Linked DNA regions of Homo sapiens: region 2 is linked to region 1. Evidence: read pairs that join two places in POLR2A ChIA-PET (ENCODE). Cell type or tissue: Caco-2. All regions are shown on one strand. Each heading gives the region's core, and the rest is flanking DNA. Links, peaks and the distances in the headings are about the cores only.

What was found. ChIA-PET counts read pairs that join two places held together with the same protein. Peaks named below come from ENCODE experiments on the same cell type or tissue, not always from the same donor. Only the 100,000 strongest peaks of a DNase experiment are listed, where the experiment ranks them.
Region 2: POLR2A ChIA-PET joins it to region 1 with 13 read pairs; 3 of 35 experiments call an interaction of 5 or more read pairs at or near these places.

The regions. Positions count from the first base shown.
Region 1 is chr10:5,961,868-5,964,367 of GRCh38, forward strand. IL15RA (interleukin 15 receptor subunit alpha) reads right to left here. Exons shown (of 7, transcript NM_002189.4): 3 at 1,876-1,974. It overlaps LOC107984200 (a long non-coding RNA gene), which reads left to right. Exons shown (of 3, transcript XR_001747348.2): 1 at 1-207; 2 at 2,317-2,454. Among named protein-coding and RNA genes, the nearest start is that of IL15RA, 14 kb to the right of the region's middle. In Caco-2, for the core only: no CTCF peak of the experiment used is centred there; no DNase peak of the experiment used is centred there.
Region 2 is chr10:5,850,070-5,858,133 of GRCh38, forward strand. It overlaps TRV-TAC3-1 (tRNA-Val (anticodon TAC) 3-1), which reads right to left and starts at 3,714; the gene lies at 3,642-3,714. RefSeq lists enhancers at 2,233-2,282, 2,413-2,502, 2,597-2,766, 3,023-3,082, a cis regulatory region at 2,682 and a silencer at 3,563-3,763. In Caco-2, for the core only: no CTCF peak of the experiment used is centred there; a DNase peak (open chromatin) is centred at 3,577.

The DNA.
Region 1 (2,500 bases), core at 1-2,500:
GAAGGCCTCACGCCCCTTAATCCTGTGTCACCACCTTTCATATAACTTGCCCTACGCTCACTGCCAATGCTCCAGGGCTCCCTGCACAGGACGCACCAAGGCATCCTCAGCCAAGTGCCCACGGTCGTGCCAGCTCGGGTCAAAGGCTGCTGTCACATCGGGGCTTCTGACTGCACCATTGTGTCTCGACAATGGCCATCGGACCAGGTATTGGGGATGCGAAGGTGGGGCTGGGAGAGCCTACTTGATCATTCTCCTCCTTGGGTGAACCAGGTGTGACTCAGATCAAAGGGGTTGTAGAATTACTTCAAGTTTAAATGGAGCCAGCCCCTCAACCCCTTCCTCCCTGTGCAGGTGACTCACTAGGAGGGAACCTTGTTTAGCTGCTTCTTCCTCCCTTAAGATGCAGGCCTCAGCCTTGGCCACTTAAGAACCACCTGTGGGCTGGGTGCAGTGGCTCACACCTGTAATCCCAGCACTTTGGGAGACTAAGGCTTGCGGATCACCTGAGGTCAGGAGTTTGAGACCAGACTGACCAACATGGTGAAACCCTGTCTCTACTAAAAATACAGAAATTAGCCAGGCGTGGTGGTGCACGCCTGTGATCCCAGCTACTTGGGAGGCTGAGGCAGGAAAATCACTTGAACCTGGGAGGCAGAGGTTGCAGTGAGCCAAGATTTCACCTCTGCCCTCCAGACTGGGCAATAGAGCAAGACCCCATCTCAAAAAAAAAAAAAAAAAAGATCCACCTGGGGCTGGAGAGGCGTGAGTCCCAGATTGCACCCAGGCCAACTGGAGTGCCCAGGTGATGTCAGTGTGTACCCACGGCTGACAACTGACACTCCGCAAAGGATGGCTGAGTCCTGTAGTATGAATGACAACAGACAGGCCCATCCCCCCGGGGGCAAAGGAGTAGACAGGACCAGGGAAAGCCACAGGCTGGACGATGCAACACTAAAGCCAAGAGTGAACTGTAGCACAAAGGTATCATAGCATGCAGGGCGGAGGATCCCAAGAAAGCATCCAAGATTTCAAATTTTCTGAACACTGAGAAAGCGCTGAGGAAATTGGGCCTGACAAGCACCAAAGACTCTGTTGAAACACAGGACACTGGCAGCTTCAGGCAGCGCCTCTATAATAGAGCAGTCACTGGGATGTGCTGGTGTTTAGGTCTGGTGGGGGCAGCTCTCCACAGGTCTCTCACATTTTTGCACATCTTGCAGACAGAGGAGCTGATGGCCCTTTCTCTGGACCATCCTCTCAAGGGTGCTTCTACAGCAAGCGCCTTGGAAGACGGGGACATGGTCTCCCCTGGAGCAGAGAGCAGGTGTGATTACTGCCCATGACAAAACGCTTGGGTCTCGGAAGCCCAGGCTTCCTCTCCCACAGTGCAGCCCGCTGAGTGGACAGGCATCTGTTCAGGCCCAACTGTGCTGCCCCTGCTGGCTAGGGGACGAGGGAATTGATGTAAACATGCTGAAGCTCCCGCTGCCTGCTGGCCTCCCATCCTGGAGTGCCCTCTTTTCTGCCAGCACCCATGAAAATGTTGAGGGCTAACACACATGCAACCTCAAACCTCAGTCTGCTTTCAGTTCTTGACAAAGATAAGTGTCTACAACTAAATTTGATATGACATATTAGTGAGTTTTAAACCACTATTAATTCTGCACATATAACACCTGGATATCAAGCAACTTTGATTTGAAAAAGAAAATTAAGTTGGACGTTCTTATTCTTGATTGAATAAGACGTTTGCGCTATTGCCTAAGTCTGCAGTGGCACACCACAGAGGTCCGTGAGTCTGCAGGATTGGTGAGCGGGCCTCTGGGTGTTGGGAGGGAATGAATGTCCTCGAGAAGTTTCTGACCTTCCTACCTTTTCCAGAAGGGGAGAGGCTCTCTGGCTGTGGGGTCACCCCTGCCGTCGTTACTGTGGAGGGTGGCGCTGGCCTTTGGTGAACCAGGGCAGGGTCTCCTAGAGAGAGGATAACCACATGGCACTTATGATCCTGAGCCTGGAACCTGGGCTGGCTTCAGAACGGGATACAAATAAAATATATCAACACATGAACTTACAGTGGAGGCCTCTGGCTTCCTCAGACAGGTTAAAAGCATAAGAAACAATGTTTCCCCACCCGAATGCAAAGATAGACTGCAAACTATTTTTCTTGCATTTCCAAAAAGACTGCACAAGTTAAATATCAAATTTATTTTGGCTGAGATTATATTAATGATATCAATTCAATTTTATAATGCTGGTTATTCTTGGGAGAATAAATGATCACTCAATAGATTCTATTTTGTTTGTTTGAGACAGGGTCTTGCTCCGTTGCCCAGGTTGGAGTGCAGTAGTGTGATCACAACTCACTGCAGCCTTGACCTCCCGGGCTCAAGAGATCCTCCTGCCTCAGTCTCCTGAGTAGCTGGGACTACATGTACGTGCCTCAATGCCCAGGTAATTTTTATCTTTTAATTTTTTTGGTAGAGACAGGGTCTTGCTA
Region 2 (8,064 bases), core at 2,355-4,854, 110 kb before region 1:
TGCCATGTTGGCCAGGCAGGTCTCAAACTCCTGACCTCAGGTGATCCACCTGCCTCGGCCTCCCAAAGTGCTGGGTGTGAGCCACCACACCCGGCCCTGGCTCTTCTTTCAGAGGTTGATTCTTGAAGGTGAAGACAGACTCTTTGTTCGCTGCTCCTCCCCTGTATCATTCATTCATTCAGCAAACATCCACAGAGGATCTCCTCCACGCCTGGCACACAGCAGGCATGGACACTGCTCTTGGGGACCTTCCAGTTTTGTAGGAAAGGATGCTATTCAAAAACCATATGAACGAATATTGTCAATACCTGGAAGGAATGTTACAGAGTGCTGAGAGAATTTGTCAGGAAGGGCCTGCTTTTATTTGTTGATATTTATTTACTTATGGTAGACATGGGGTCTTGCTATGTTGCCCAGAATGGTCTTGAACTCCTGGGTTCAAACGATCTTCCCACCTCGACCTCCCAAAGTGCCTGGCCTGATTTTTAGTTTTAATCCTTTATTTTTATTTTTATTTTTTTAGAGACAGGGTCTCATTCTGCTGCCCAGGCTGGAGTGAAATGGTGCAATCATAGCTCACTGCAGTGTCGAATTCCTGGGCTGGAGCAATCTTCCCATCTGAGTCTCGAGTAGCTGGAATTACAAACATGTGCCACTACGCATAGCTTTATTTACTGATTTTCTTTTTTATTTACTGATTTTCTTTTCTTTTTTCTTTTTCGAGACAGAGTCTTGCTCTGTCACCCAGGCTGGAGTGCAGTGGCGCGATCGCAGCTCACGGCAAACTCTGCCTCCCAGGTTCAAGCAATTCTGCCTCAGCCTCCTGAGTAGCTGGGATTACAGGCATCTACCACCACAGCCGGCTAATTTTTGTATCCTTTTTTTTTTTTTTTGGAGATGGAGTCTTGCTCTGTCACCCAGGCTGGAGTGCAGTGGCACAATCTCGGCTCACTGCAAGCTCCGCCTCCCGGGTTCATGCCATTCTCTCGCCTCAGCCTCCGGAGCAGCTGGGACTAAGGGCGCCCGCCACCACGCCCGGCTAATTTTTTTGTTCGTTTGTTTTTTAGCAGAGACGGGGTTTCACCGTGTTGGCCAGGATGGTCTCAAACTCCTGACCTCGTGATCCGCCCACCTTGGCCTCCCACAGTGCTGGGATTACAGGCGTGAGCCACCACACCTGGCCTATTTATTGATTTTTTACAACCACTTTATTGAAGTATGAGTGACATACAAATATGCGCATATTTAGTGTATACAGCTTGATGAGTTTGGGGATAAGTATGCACCCGTGAAACCATCACCAAAATCTATGTTAGAAACATACCCATGACCTCCAAAGGATTTCTCCTGCCATCTTTATTATTATTATTATTATTTTATTTATTTATTTATTTTTTTGAGACGGAGTCTTGGTCTGTCGCCCAGGCTGGAGTGCAGTGGTGCCATCTCGGCTCACTGCAAGCTCCTCCTCCCGGGTTCACATCATTCTCCTGCCTCAGCCTCCCGAGTAGCTGGGACTACAGCCACCCGCCAACATGCCCAGCTAATTTTTTTGTATTTTTAGTAGAGACAGGGTTTCACTGTGTTAGCCAGGATGGTCTTGATCTGCTGACCTCGTGATCCGCCTGCCTCGGCCTCCAAAAGTGCTGGGATTACAGGCGTGAGCCACCGCGCCCGACGTATTTTTTATTATTATTGTGATAAAAATACTGCAATGATCAGAATGTTTGTGTTCACAGGTGGAACAATTCATAGGTGGAAACCCTAACTCCCAAGGTGACGGTATTAAGAGGTGGAGCCTTTGGGAGGTGATGAGGTCATGAGAGTGAGGCCCCCATGAATGGGATTCGTGCTTTTTTTTTTTTTTTTTTTTTTTTTTTGAGACAAAGTCTTGCTGTGTCGCCCAGGCTGGAGTGCAATGGTGCAATCTCAGCTCACTGCAACCTCTGCCTCCCGGGTTCAAGCGATTCTCCTGCCTTAGCCTTCCGAGTAGCTGGGACTACAGGCGTGCATCACCGTGCCCAGCTAATTTTTGTATTTTTAGTAGAGATGGAGTTTCACTATATTGGCCAGACTGGTCTCAAACTCTTGACCTCATGATCCGCCCGCCTCGGCCTCCCAAAGTGCTGAGATTACGGGCGTGAGCCCCTGTGCCCTGCCAGGTTTGCTGTTTTTAGATGCCACATATGAGTGAGATCTTACAGTGTTTGTCTCTCTGAGCCTGGCTTGTCTCACCCTAACATCACGTCCTGCAGCTTCATCCACGTTGGCACAAGTGACGTGACAGGATTTCAGGAAGGATTTTTAGAGTGGAATCAGCGATGGTTCCTGTCCAGGGAGAGACATTCAGGCTGTGGCAAGAAGGGCGAATAGGAATCAAACTCATGACAAGTTGAGAAAAGAAATTTCCAGGAAGACACTGAGGTGGAAGGAAATCGGCTTGGTCCGTTTTGTTTGAGGAACTGAAAGGAGGCCTGGGGCGTGAAGAGAGGGTGAGTGAGAGGCGTCTGCGGTGACAGACTGGGCTGTCCCTCTGGCCTCCTTGGCAGTTCTACCCTGAGAAGTAAGAGGCAGGGAGGGGCACAAGCTAATCTGTTTCTAGCTTTCCCAGGCTGCTCTGTGAGAGTCACAGAAAGGGAAGTACAAAAGTAGAAGTAGGCTGGGCACGGTGGCTCACGCCTGTAATCCCAGCACTTTGGGAGGCTGAAGCGGGCGGATCACTTTAGGTCAGGAGTTAAAGACCAGCCTGGCCAACATTGTGACCCCCACCTCTACTAAAAAAAAAAACAAAAATTAGCTGGGCGTGGTGGCAGGTGCTTGTAGTCCCAGCTACTCAGGAGGCTGAGGCAGAAGAGTCGCTTAAACTCAGGAGGTGGAGGTTGCAGTGAGCCGAAATCACACCCCCTACACTCCAGCCTGGTGACAAAGTGAGACTCTGTCTCAAAAACAAAAACAAAAACAAAAGAAAACAAAAAAGTAGGGCCGGGTGTTGTGGCTCACGCCTGTACTCCCAGCACTTTGGGAGGCCGAGGAGGGCAGATTACCTGAGGTCGGGAGTTGGAGACCAGTCTGACCAACATGAAGAAACCACATCTCTACTAAAAACACAAAATTAGCCGGGTGTGGTGGCACATGCCTGGAATCCCAGCTACTCGGGAGGCTGAGGCAGGAGAATCGCTTGAACCCAGGAGGCGGAGGTTGCGGTGAGCTGAGATCACGCCGTTGTACTCCAGCCTGGGTAACAAGAGCAAAACTCTGTCTCAAAAAAAAAAAAAAAAAAAAAAAGTGGAAGTAGCAAGGCCAGTGATGAGGCCATCCCAGTAACTCAGCCAAGGGAAACATGGCAGAGCCCATGTCTGAAAGGTGCTCCCGCATTTCCACTCCCACCTGTTCTTCCAGAACTTTACCACTCCCATCAAGAGGTGGAGTCTACTTCCCTCACCTTGAACCCGGGCGAGACTTTGACTGCCTTGACAAATGGATGTGGCAAAGCGACGTTGCATGACTTTTTTTTTTTTTTTTGAGATGAGTTTCACGCAGTCTCAGCTCACTGCAACCTCTGCCTCTGGGTTCAAGTGATTCTCCTGCCTCAGCCTCCCGAGGAGCTAGGATTACAGGCAGGAAAACAACAGACCACACCATGGTTCCACTGGGGCTTGAACCCAGGACCTTCTGCGTGTAAAGCAGATGTGATAACCACTACACTATGGAACCACAGGCTAGCTGAGTTTCAAAGCTAGACTATGAGGCCATGAGGCTGGGCACAGTGGCTCACACATGTAATCCGAGCACTTTGGGAGGCCAAGGTGGGTAGATCACCTGAGGTCAGGAGTTCGAGACCAGCCTGGGCAACATGGCAAAACTCCGTCTCTACTAAAAATACAAAAAAAATTAGCCAAGCGTGGTGGCATGTGTCTGTAGTTCCAGCTACTTGGAAGGTTGAGGCAGGAGAATTGCTTGAACCAGGGAGGCAGAGGTTGCAGTGAGCTGAGGTCGTGCCACTGCACTCTAGCCCGGGCAACAGAGCGAGACCCTGTCTCAAAAAAATAAATAAATAAATAAATACATAAATAAAGTTAGGCTATGACAGGCAATATGGCCTTGCCTGGCGCTCCCTCCCTCTCTCTCAGCTCACACCAGCCCACATGGAGAGACCGAGGGAGAGGCCCATGTGAGGAGGAACTGAGGTCGTCAGCCAGCAGCATCTGCCAGACATGGGTGATTTCAGCCTTCAAATCTTCCAGCTGCAATCCCCAGTCCCTGGGAGCAGAGACAAGCCATCGCTGCTGGACCCTGTCTGAATTCCTATACATAGAATCCATGAGCATAACAAAGGGCTGCTTTACACGGCTAGATTTGGGGGTAATTTGCTGTGCAGCCACAGTACCTGGAACAAGAGGACAATGGCTGGAGTTGCCTAGTGGCTGTCGGTGGGCTTGTTGAAAGTGGACCTATTTGAGATGCTGAATAGAAATTGAATTAACAAGATGTAGTCATGAAAGGGACAGAAAATGTCTTAATTATAAAAAAATTATAAAGACCCAGCCAGGCGTGATGGCTCATGCCTGTAATGCACTTTGGGAGGCGGAAGCGGGCGGATCACCTGAGGTAGGGAGTTTGAGATCAGCCTGACCAACATGGTGAAACCCCGTCTCTACTGAAAATACAAAATCAGCTGTGCGTGGTGGCGGGCACCTGTAATCCCAGCTACTCAGGAGGCTGAGGCACGAGAATTGCTTGAACCCAGGAGGCAGAGGTTGCAGTGAGCCGAGATTGTGTCATTGCACTCCAACCTGGGCAACAAGAGTGAAACTCCGTCTCAAAAAAAAAAAAAATAAATAAACAAATATAAAGATACAAACCAGGCACGGTGGCTTACGCCTGTAATTCCAGCACTTTGGAAGCTGAGGTGGGTGGATTGCTTGAAGCCAGGAGTTTGAGACCAGCCTGTCCAACATGGTGAAACCCCGTCTCTACTAAAAATACAAAAATTAGCCAGGTGTGGTGGCACACACCTGAGTGTGTGTGTACCAGCTTCTCAGGAGGCGGAGGCATGAGAATGGCTTGAACCCAGGAGGCGGAGGTTGCAGTGAACCGAGGTCATGCCACTGCACTTCCATCCCCAGGGAGGGAAGGAGCAAAAGAAAACTAGGAAAAGGGGCTAAAAATGGTGCTTGTCTCACTGCTTTCTTCAGTTGAGCTCTTCTTGGTCTTGTGCTGGTAACTTGATGATTTTCATTCGCCTTTGACGACTCAGCCCATTAAGCCAAAGAGGCTCACCTGGTGCTACTCAGCCTGGGTGACAGAGGGAGACTATGTCTCAAAAAAAACAAAAAACAAAAAATACAAATAAAGATATGAAGGAAGGCCCAGTTAGAATACATTTTTGAAAATACTTCTTTACATTTTTAATGACGCATGCATTTCATATTGAGAGCTTCATTCTTTCGGTTTAATAATTTGATCCTTGTTAAAATGCAGACAATTGGCTGGGCATGGTGGCTCATATCTTTGGGAGGCTGAGGTGAGCAGATCACTTGAGCCCAGGAGTTTGAGACCAGCCTGGGCAACATGGTGAAACCCTGTCTCTACTAAAAAAAATACAAAAAAATAATTAGCTAGGTGTGGTGGTGCCTGCCTGTGGTCCCAGCTACTTGGGAGCCTGAGGTAGGAAGATCGCTTGAACTCAGGAGTCAGAGGCTGCAGTAAGCCGGGATCACACCCCTGCACTCCAGCCTGACAGTGAAATCCTGTCTCAAAAAAAAAAAAATGCAGACAACTCAAGGATTGATAAAATTTGAAATTTTTTCATTAACACCTTAGCATGAATGAAGACTGAAACCTAGTTTTCTTTTTGATAAAGACAATGGAGGCGTCCAAGGGCTAAGGACATACATCCCCAGGGAGGGAAAGAGAAAGAGAAAAAGTAGGAAAAGGGGCTAAAAATGGTGTTTGTCTCACTGCTTTCTTCAGTTGAGCTCTTCTTGGTCTTGTGCTGCTAACTTGATGATTTTCATTCGCCTTTGACGACTCAGCCCATTAAGCCAAAGAGGCTCACCTGGTGCGACTGTTACTCACAATGGCTCACACGTGTTGGGTGCACGTGCTGGGCCAAGCATCATGCACGCTGTAAGGTATATAGATGTGATTTGGTCAAGGTAGAGACCGAGGCGGATATACAGGCCTGCACGGCTCAGTGAGTTTGGTGCGCAGGCGCACACCTCCGCTTGTTACATAACCTGTTTGTGTAAGTTCATACTTGGCTCTGAGCCACTATTGTCTGTAAAAGGTATAACTGCCCTGCTGACGCCGTACAGGTGCTTTTGAGGCTCAGCTTGGCTCGACATGGCTTGATGTGGTGGGTGCGCTGGCGCCCAGAGAAAGGGAGACAGCCAAAGCTGTCCATCTTGTAGACAGACAGGAGGGAGCCAGGACACAGCTCTGCTTGCTTGTGCCAGAGAAAGAAAGAGTTAAGCTGCTGACCCTGAAGGCAAGGGAGAGCCGGGGGTCACAGGAGCCACAGAGCCAAAGCAAATAGCAGAGATAAAGGTGGACAGGGTGAGAGAGCTAATGTGAGTAAGCTGCTAATAAAAAGCCATTGATGAGAACTGCTGCTGAATAAAACCATATTCACCTGCCTAGGCCCCCTGCACCAAAGCGTTTCTGCTCATCCACCCCACTCACCTTGGACTTCAGCATGGGCTGGACCTGGACCGGGGTCTGACACACACCAACTCGGTTAATCCTCACAGTAAACCTGGGAAGGAGGTGCCATTTTGCCCATCGTTTACCAGGACACTGAGAGGCAGGGAGTGTGACCTGCATGAGGTCACTTGGAGCATCACTGTAGGGGACTAACACCCTACACGGCTATGCGGCCTTGTTCTCTGCTCCGAATGCCATCTTCACAGATTGTTCTCATGTCCCTTACAACTGCGTATCTATAAATAAGTGGATTTGCTCTCTGGTCTCTAAGACTTTAAAAGCTAAGGTTAAGGAGTGTGTGTGTTAGGGGAAGGGTGGGGACAGCAGCAAAGACTTGCACAGATAATTGTCCCCAAATAGTCTCAATGAAGGCACCTCTGATAAGGGCATATGGCAAAGCCCTGAACCATCCCTAAATTTCAATTTTCTTCTAGCAGTCATATGACTGATCTATGGTCAGGAGGATGTGAACAGAAATGATCTACATGCCTTCTGAAAAAAAGGGGGCATGCATAGCCTCCCTTTCATTCTTTTTTCTTTTATATATTTTTTTTATTTTATTTTTTTCGAGACAGGGTCTCACTCTGTCTCCCAGGCTGGAGTGCAGAGATGCAATCTCAGCTCACTGTAATCTCTGCCTCCCGGGTTCAGGCGATTCTCCTGCCTCAACCTCCCAAGTAGCTGGGAGTACAGGTGTGTGCCACCATGCCCAGCTAATTTTTGTTTGTTTGTTTTGAGATGGAGTTTCGCTCTTGTTGCCCAGGCTGGAGTGCAATGGCACGATCTCGGCTCACTGCAACCTCCGCCTCCCAGGTTCAGGAGATTCTCCTGCCTCAGCCTCCCGAGTAGCTGGGACTACAGGCATGTGCCACCATGCCCGGCTAATTTTGTATTTTTAGTAGAGATGGGGTTTTTCCATGTTGGTCAGGCTGCTCTCCAAGTCCCGACCTCAGCTGATCCACCCATCTCACCCTCCCAGAGTGCTGGGATTACAGGCAGGAGCCACGGTGCCCAGCCTAATTTTTGTATTTTTAGTAGAGGCAGGGTTTCACCATGTTGGCCAGGCTGGTCTCGAACTTCTGGCCTCAAGTGATCCACCTGCCTCAGCCTCCCAGAGTGCTGGGATTACAGGTGTGAGCCACTGCGCCTGGCCCTCCCCTTCATTCCTGTTCCCCTCCACAGGTTGGGGAGCAATCTTGGACCACATGGAAAAGGGCAACCTACTCAGGACAGCAGAACAACCAGCAGAAGGAACCGGGGGGCTGACACCTGGGGCTGGTTGAGCTCATCTGTACTTGGCTATGCCCAGACTCTTATGCGGGAAAGAAAATAAACTTTGGTTTAGTCCACTGTTATTTT